Linked DNA regions of Homo sapiens: region 1 is linked to region 2. Evidence: chromatin contacts called from ENCODE Hi-C or POLR2A ChIA-PET data. All regions are on one chromosome and are shown on one strand. The core of a region is the stretch at or near the end of the contact, and the rest is flanking DNA. Distances in the headings are between cores, read along the strand shown. Region 1 overlaps SEPTIN9 (septin 9). Region 2 overlaps SEPTIN9 (septin 9).

Region 1 (3,804 bases), core at 87-2,586, 140 kb after region 2:
TGTCTCTGTCCCGTCCCTCCTCTTCCTTTTTTTTTTTTTTTTTTTTTGTTTGAGACGGAGTCTCGTTCTGTCACCCAGGCTGGAGTGCAGTGTTGCAATCTCAGCTCACTGCAACCTCTGCCTCCTGGGTTCAAGTAATTCTCCTGCCTCAGCCTCCCGAGTATCTGGGATTACAGTCACGTACCACCCACCTGACTTAATTTTTGTATTTTTAGTAGAGACAGGATTTCGCCATGTTGGCCAGGCTGGTCTTAAACTCCTGACCTCAGGTGATCTGCCCACCTTGCTTGGCCTCCCAAAGTGCTGGGATTACAGGAATGAGCCACCGAGCCTGCCCTCTTTCCTTCTTGTCTTTGGACAAGGATGCCTGTCTTTGGACTTAGGGCCTACCCTAAGTGGATGATCCCATTTGGAGATCCTTAATGAATCTATAAAGAAAGACGTTTTCCAAGTAAGGTCACAATCATGGGTTCCAAGGCCTGGACCTTGACCATGTCTTTGAATGGATGGGAGCCCCTGGGGGGCCACAGTTCAACCCACTCCTGGCGGTGACACCCCGGGAGGGATGGGCCCGAACGTTTCCTTCCCCTTCCTCTCTCTGTCCCTTCATTTCTCATTAGAATGGAAGAGGGGAAGGTGCAGAGGGAAATGCAGCAGGAAAAGCCACTTTGTTCTGGGAGAGCACTTGGCTGAAAGGCCCAGTAGAGCAGGAAGCACAAGTCTCTTAATCTTCCAGGGCCTCAGTTTTCATCATCCACAAAGTGGGTGCAGTGTGCCAAGATTTTAGTGAGTTGAGAGACTGTCCCAAAGACCACAGAGCTTTTTGGGAAGCTGTTGCTCTAAAAAAATGGTCATAATGACAATTACCAGGAGGCATCAGACACTCCTGTGCCACTGGCTAGACATGGGTTATCTCGTTTCATGTCCGAAGCTCCCCGCACCCACCCTCCTTGCAGAGTTGAAGAGGTGCTGTGAGCAGAAAACCTGCCAAGGGACCCAGAACGGGAGGCGGCTCTAGAATCTACAGCTCCAGCCCTGCACCAGACTCCCTCGAGATGGGAGTTCATGCCTGGAGGAGGGTGTGGAGAGGCACACGGGCCTTTCCCCTGTCTGCACTCCTCCCCTACCACCACCCCTGCCGGGCCCACCCTGCGGGAGCTGCCCAGCTGGGTGCAGCCTGGGTGTTTTCCAGTATCCGCCTGTGGTGTCAGGCTGGCTTGCCTCCCCTTGGCCCCTCTGCCTGCAGTTCCTCTCTTCCTCTCTGCCCAAAGAGTTCTTGCTGTTTAGGAAACTTTTTATGAAAGGCAGGTTTGGGAGAGTTAGGGATGGATGGGCCTGGGACGGGCCGGCGGCTTTGCTATGGGCGTGCCTCTGCTGCACCCTGGTGGCCAACCTTGAGTACCGCAGGTGGCCGGTGACAGAAACTGTCAGGAAATGCACAAGAGAGAGGTCCCCGCACCTCTCTGACCTGTGCGTTGTTGAGCACCACTGGCTCCAGCTGAGGAAGAGTCTGGAACCTGTCAGGACAGTTGTGAGGTGGTGGGGCCCACTTTCCAGCAGTCTTATATGAGGACCCTGGAAATGTGCCTTCAGCACTGCTGGGTTTTTATATCAGGGGCCCCATGAGTTCATAGCTGACCTGACACCCGGACTAGTAAGGGCTGTGCCTTGTTCTTGCCTCCCACTTGGTGAACAGCATCTTGAGGTATCTTTCCCATCCTTAGAAACCACCCCAAGTATTGTCAATAGAAATGTGGGGTGTAATTGATCACGCCATGAACTCATTTAATCCTCATGTCCCTGAGAGGCGGGTGACGTTATTATCCACATTTTATGGATGAGGAAACTGAGGGAATGAGAGTAACTTGCCCGAGCCAGGGAGTGGCGATCACACACTCCAACTCCAGCCTGAGAGCCCCATTCTTCCTGCCGGCTCTCGCTGCCCGTCAGTGTTAGATGAGAGTGCTGCTGGTCAGTCTGCAGGAGGTTCTAGTGTGGACACCGCCCTACACAGGGCCGTGGCAGGAGGGCCTAGGCAAAGGCAACCGGCATAGCACTGAGAGCACTTGAGGGCTGGGCAAGGTGGAGGCCCCGGCCCTGCCTGCTGGCCTACCAAGTAAAAACTAGACATTTTTAACTTGGGGAAAAGCCATGTGGCTCTGCGATGGGGCAGCCTGGAGCCAGGTGTATGGGTTCTGCATCCCGCTCCAGCCTTATGCACTGTGGAGCTGAGACAGACACAGTTCTTGCGTTCTCTATGCCTCATTTTCTTTTCTTTTCTTTTTCTTTTTCTTTTTTTTTTTTTTTGAGACGAAGTTTCACTCTTTTGCCCAGGCTGGAGTGCCGTGGCGTGATCTTGGCTCACCACAACCTCCACCTCCTGGGTTCCAGTGATTCTCCTGCCTCAGCCTCCTGAGTAGCTGGGATTACAGGCGCCTGGTACCAGGCCTGGCTAATTTTTGTATTTTTAACAGAGACGAGATTTCATCATGTTGGCCAGGCTGGTCTCGAACTCCTGACCTCGTGATCCACCCACCTCAGCCTCCCAAAGTGCTGGGATTGCAGACGTGAGCCGTGGTGCCCAGCGTCTACGCCCCATTTTCGTAAGATAATGGGGATAACAAAGGAATCACAAGAGACACTTGCAGGTGTGTGAAGACGAAGTTCATCACATGGGAGGGCACCGGGTGTCTTTATTTGCCTTCCCTGCCCGGCTCCCCACCTCCAGTGATGCCGTTCACTGCCCTCCTTGTTAAAAGGCCTTCTGTTATATAACAGTTACACATGCCAGGCACCGCGTGTTCATATAGGAGTTACGAAGCACAGCAATAAAATGACCACTCTGAGATGGCCACCAGCTCGAGCCCGAGGGCACTTGTGGGTGCCCGTGGTCTCCTGCCCAGTCTCCCTGAGAAGTGGCCACTGTCCCGAGCTTGGGCTTGTATGTATTGTGTGAAGTGCACATGTCCCTGAGCAATGTTTAGCATTGCTGATTCTTGAGCTTGTGAATGGTCGTCCACAGTACGTAGCCCCTGTGTGTGTCCCTGTGTGTGTGTGCTCTGAGCGCACACAAGGTGGATGGGGCCGTGGGGGTAACACCCTGTGGGCCACAGGTTTTCTTTAAAATCCCAGCTCCGATTCCTGCTTCATCCCATTCCCAGCAGCCCAGCCCCCTGCCTGTCTTCAGGCCCCTGCTGGGACGTCCTGCTCTCCCTGGTCACCCCAGTGGTGCGGGGGCCCACTGCCCTGGCTTCTCCACTGTGGCTTCCTTCCATGCTCCTATTTGGCCTGGTCACTGTGCCATCTCCCATTAGCCAGGAACTTTCTGGAGAGCAGGAGCTGAGCTGTCCAGGAGCAGGAGCTGGTGCTGGTCACTCCAGTATCCCCCAGACTGAGGGCAGTGCCAGGTGTCCTATACTCAGCTGCAGAGCAGGTGGTTCCCCTGCCCTCCTGCCCATGGGGCTGCCCTCAGACTCTGCTTTTGGCACCAGCATTTCTGGGCAGGGGGAGAGAGGTGGGGTCCGGGCAGAGTTTCTCCACTGGGACATTAAAGCCCCTCCTGTCTCCTCTCCTAGTTGAAAACACCACACACTGTGAGTTTGCCTACCTGCGGGACCTTCTCATCAGGTGAGAGACAGGGTGCTTGGGTGGGGCTGACGGCTTCACCCCTAAGAGGGCCCTACAGCGGGTGGGGGCAGTGGGTGTGGGGCCGAAGCCCTGGGCAGAGTGGGTGCCCCCTGCCACCTGCCTGCCCTGCCCTCGGGAAGATCTTGGAAGCCCATCTTCTGAAAAAGAAAACCCACT
Region 2 (3,878 bases), core at 1,372-3,871:
TGTGTGTGCACACATGTATGCACACATGCACAAGAACACGAAGACCCGAGGCAGGTATAGTCCGTGAGACAGATCCCTCTAGGCTGAAAGACTCCCCACAAGGGTCCCTAGAACAAGGCTCCAGCCTCGGCAGTCCCTCCCACTTCTGGTGGGAGGATCTCCACAGAGAAGAAGGGTCAAGAAGCACAGCTCTTGATGCTCACGGTGTACCAAGCTCTGCTTTAAGCTTGTGTCTTATTTTTTACTTATTTAGCAAATCTGTCGCTCTTGTTTTGTGCCAGATGCTGTTCTCAGCACTTTACAAATATTGATGCATGTTTGTTTCATGACAACCCTGTGAAGTAGGTAGTGTTACCCCGTTTTATAGATGAGGAAACAGGCGTAGAGGGATAAAGGGACTTGCCCAAGGTCTGTCTCTACCTTACACGCACATGAACGCTCACTCATGCGGCAGGCGCTAGTTTCCCTCTGATGTGAGTCAGGCCTTGAGCTGGTTGGGGTCTGGGTCCCACTTTGGTTGTGTTTTGCTGTGGGCACCAAGGAAGCTTCTAGCAGCCTCATCTCCCTGGTATGACCTAGCTCCAGGGACTGGATTTCCCCAAATGCTCCTGCCCAGCCTGGAGCCTCCTTTCCAGCTGGGGGAGGGCTGAACGACCCCTCACTCTTGGAGGCTGCCGGAGCCCCTCCTGCCTGCATGCGGCCGCTGCCGGGTGGACAGGCCTGCTTGTGGGTTGAGGCTCCCAGCAGCTGGGGTGGATCATTTCTCCTCCCAAGAAGCTTTGGGAGAAGCAGCTGAGGGGGCCAGCGTCCTCCTGAGGCCAATTCCCTGCCTCCCCCAGCGCAGGCGCGAAGCCATCTTTGCTTGTGTGTTTGCCACAGACAGTGGAGGGCGGTGCAATCGTGACGCCTGCTTGTTGCACTTTGCGTCCTTGAGGACGTTGACCCCTGGCCGGTGCTGGGCGCTTGCTCTTCAGTCATCTTGCCCTGACCTGGCGTGGCAGGCCCGAGCACTGCTCTTTTACAAGGAAACAGGCTCAGAGGCCTTGAGTCACTTGCCCGGGCTCCCCCAGCCAATAATTGGCTGAGCCAGGATTTCCATCCAGCTCTGTGACTCCAGAAGTCCAAGTTCTTCCCATCACGTCAGGGCCAGGAAAGGATTAGAATGCTTTTCTACGTGCCGATTATTTGGATGATCTGTGCAGCTTAGCTCGTTGTAGTTGCTCAATAAAAATGTGGAATGAATGGGCCTATATGTCCCATTGTGTGACTCAGAGCCAATGACTCTGGCTGATCCTCCTGTTTTCATTCCGTGGCCCAGCATCTCCCTTTGGGGTGTGTGACCTTGGAAGCAGTGACTCTCTCCATCCCACCTTGAATGGTGTCTGCGCCGCAGCAGGGGAGCAGCTGGGGATTGCCAGCGCCTGTTGCTGGTGGGCTGTGCGCCAGATCCCGTCTTGGATGTGTGGGTGATTGTCAGCCACATGTGTGTGAAGGGCTGTGCGTGTAGGATTTGTGCAAATGTGCCCCTCCCTGCTGCCAGCCCATGGGAGGCTGTCAAGATTCTGCCCCTGCACATTAGCCCACACTCTCTTTGTGGCCCACTGCTGTGGCTGTTCCCTTGTGTCACGTGGCTGCAGGCACAGCCCCCAAGTGGATGGGGATCGTGGGCTGAATGTGCATCAGATGCTCCTGCTTCTTGGTGGGTGGAGACCCTCAACCCATGCACCGTGGCTGCCGCATCTGAAAGGCCTTCCATGGTGAAGGACTTGGACCTGAGCAACCCTCCGCAGAGGTCTTAGAAGTGCTCCCTGGCCGGGCGCGGTGGCTCACACCTGTAATCCCAGCACTTTGGGAGGCCGAGGTGGGCGGATCACAAGGTCAGGAGATCGAGACCATCCTGGCTAACACGGTGAAACCCCGTCTCTACTAAAAATACAAAAAATTAGCCGGGCGTGGTGGCGGGTGCCTGTAGTCCCAGCTACTCGGGAGGCTGAGGCAGGAGAATGGCGTGAACCCAGGAGGCGGAGCTTGCAGTGAGCCGAGATCGCGTCACTGCACTCCAGCCTGGGCGACAGAGCGAGACTCCGTCTCAAAAAAAAAAAAAAAATGAAGTGCTCCCAGCTCTTCCTCCTGTGGTGAGGTTCTGAGTTTCCATCCTCAGAAGAAAACCTGGCTGGGGAGGGCATCTCTAGACCCGGACATAAACGCCAGGAGACCAGGGCTGCCCTCTCAGGTGACCAATCACAGAGACTCAGGGAAAGTCACGTTTGGAAGAGGCGACACTGTGTCTCAGCCTCATTCATTTCTCCATCCTACAGACACTGCCTGGTGCCCAGCCCGCACCGCGAGGCTTCCTAAGCAGCTCTGGGCACCGTGCACCTGGCATGGCCTCCAGCCCCATCTCCCTGCCTTGGGAGACCCGGTGGGGACTCCGGGCTGAGCTCCTGTGGCTGTGGAACCTTGGTGGTTTATTGTGGTGGCTGAGAACAGGGACGTGGGGTTGGACGGGTTGAGTGTAACTCCCAGTGGCTCCGTGAACTGCCTGGGAGCCTTGGGCAGCTCTTTCTCACTCTGTGCCTCCGCTTCCTGATGGAAAAATGGGGGCCAGGGGGGAGCGACCTTGAAGGTATTCGTGGGAACCAAGCGAGGTGATAAATGTAGTGTCCTTGGTAGAGAACTGGACACAGAGTCCACCCCCATGAAGGGGGCTGCTCCTCCTCCTTCTATGTTTCCTCTTGTTCTTATTTCTCCTCTTGTATCTTCTCTTCCTGCTTTCCCTCCCCCTCCCCTCCCCCCCCACATGCAGGCACACTCCATTTGGTGCCCCAACTGCCTTTCTCCATTGTCCTTCTGTAAGTGGTTCTCTAAGTGGGAACTCAGGCCTGGAAAGGGTGGGCACCCTGTCTGGTGGGCTCTGGCAGGCCAGGCGCTGAGCAGCCTCAGGAGACACAACCCTAGGAAAAGGCTCATGCAGGCTGGCTGTCATGACGGACTGTTGGTGGGAGAGGGGAAGGCGCCGTGGTAGGGGAAGCTTTGGAAACATCCACTAGTGGCCTTATTTATGACTCAGGACACCTGCCAGGTCACTAGAACACAGCTGAGGAAGCTGTCGGCCAGACGTCCAGAAGCATCAACCTGGTGGCTGGGCTGTGGGGGGACCTCTCTGGACAGGCAGACAAGGTGTCGGAGGAAGGGGCTGACACTCACTCAGTGTCTGTCATGCACTGAGGGCACAAAGGGCAGGATGGAGAGCTGGCCCACGCCACCTGTGGAATCTTCCAGGTGTGGGGGCAGATGGGGAAGCAAGGGGGCTTGAAGACACATGCGCTCATTAAATGTCCTTAAATCCCAAGAAGAAGAACAAGGACACATCCACAGGGGCAGGGCTGAAAGTCTGATGCATGGTGTTTTGGGGTCTGCTCCTGCTGCAACAGCTACAGTGGCTCCCTCTTACCTTTCTCTTCCCTCCATTCTGTTGTGAAAATGTTCAAAACACATGGTCAAGTTGAAAGCATTTTACAGGGAACACATTCAGCCATCACCTAGATTCTACCACTAACACCAAGCTACACCTGCTTTATCACCTCACCGTCCATCTATCCCTCCTTCGCCTGGCCATGAATCCATTTTATTTTTATTTTTTGGTGCATTTCAAAGTAATTTCAGGTCATCCTGATTATCTCTGGAATCACTGTCAGAAATTCCCTCCCTTCCCCTCCCCTCTCCTTTCCTTTCCTTTTCTGAGATGGGATCTTGCTAGGTCACCTAGGCTGAAGTGCGGTGGTGCAGTCATAGCACACTGCAGCCTCCAACTCCCGAGCTCAAGCAATCCTCCTGCCTCAGCCTCCTGAGTAGCTGGGACCGCAGGCATCCACCAC

Evidence for each region. A loop is a pair of places that touch in the nucleus more often than their neighbours do. ChIA-PET counts read pairs that join two places held with the same protein, here RNA polymerase II (POLR2A). Pooled maps may share reads with other maps.
Region 1: a loop to region 2 is called in a pooled map, with 2.4 times the contacts of the local background. The contact joins two enhancer-like sites. A Hi-C loop is called at or near these places in 3 of 168 maps with a recorded cell type or tissue (breast epithelium, gastrocnemius medialis and heart left ventricle) and 2 of 50 pooled maps. POLR2A ChIA-PET finds 5 or more read pairs at or near these places in 5 of 52 experiments (AG04449, GM12878, SK-N-SH and 2 more).

What each region holds. Positions count from the first base shown.
Region 1 is chr17:77,493,740-77,497,543 of GRCh38, forward strand. It overlaps SEPTIN9 (septin 9), which reads left to right. Exons shown (of 12, transcript NM_001113491.2): 11 at 3,576-3,627. Among named protein-coding and RNA genes, the nearest start is that of MIR4316, 99 kb to the left of the region's middle. RefSeq lists enhancers at 2,688-3,237, 3,238-3,785. Within about 2 kb of position 1,337, at least 9 of the 41 ENCODE cell types and tissues checked have a DNase peak (open chromatin) inside an H3K27ac peak, as active enhancers do.
Region 2 is chr17:77,353,891-77,357,768 of GRCh38, forward strand. The region is part of intron 2 of SEPTIN9 (septin 9); the gene reads left to right. Among named protein-coding and RNA genes, the nearest start is that of MIR4316, 41 kb to the right of the region's middle. RefSeq lists enhancers at 302-371, 2,633-3,134. Within about 2 kb of position 2,622, at least 13 of the 41 ENCODE cell types and tissues checked have a DNase peak (open chromatin) inside an H3K27ac peak, as active enhancers do.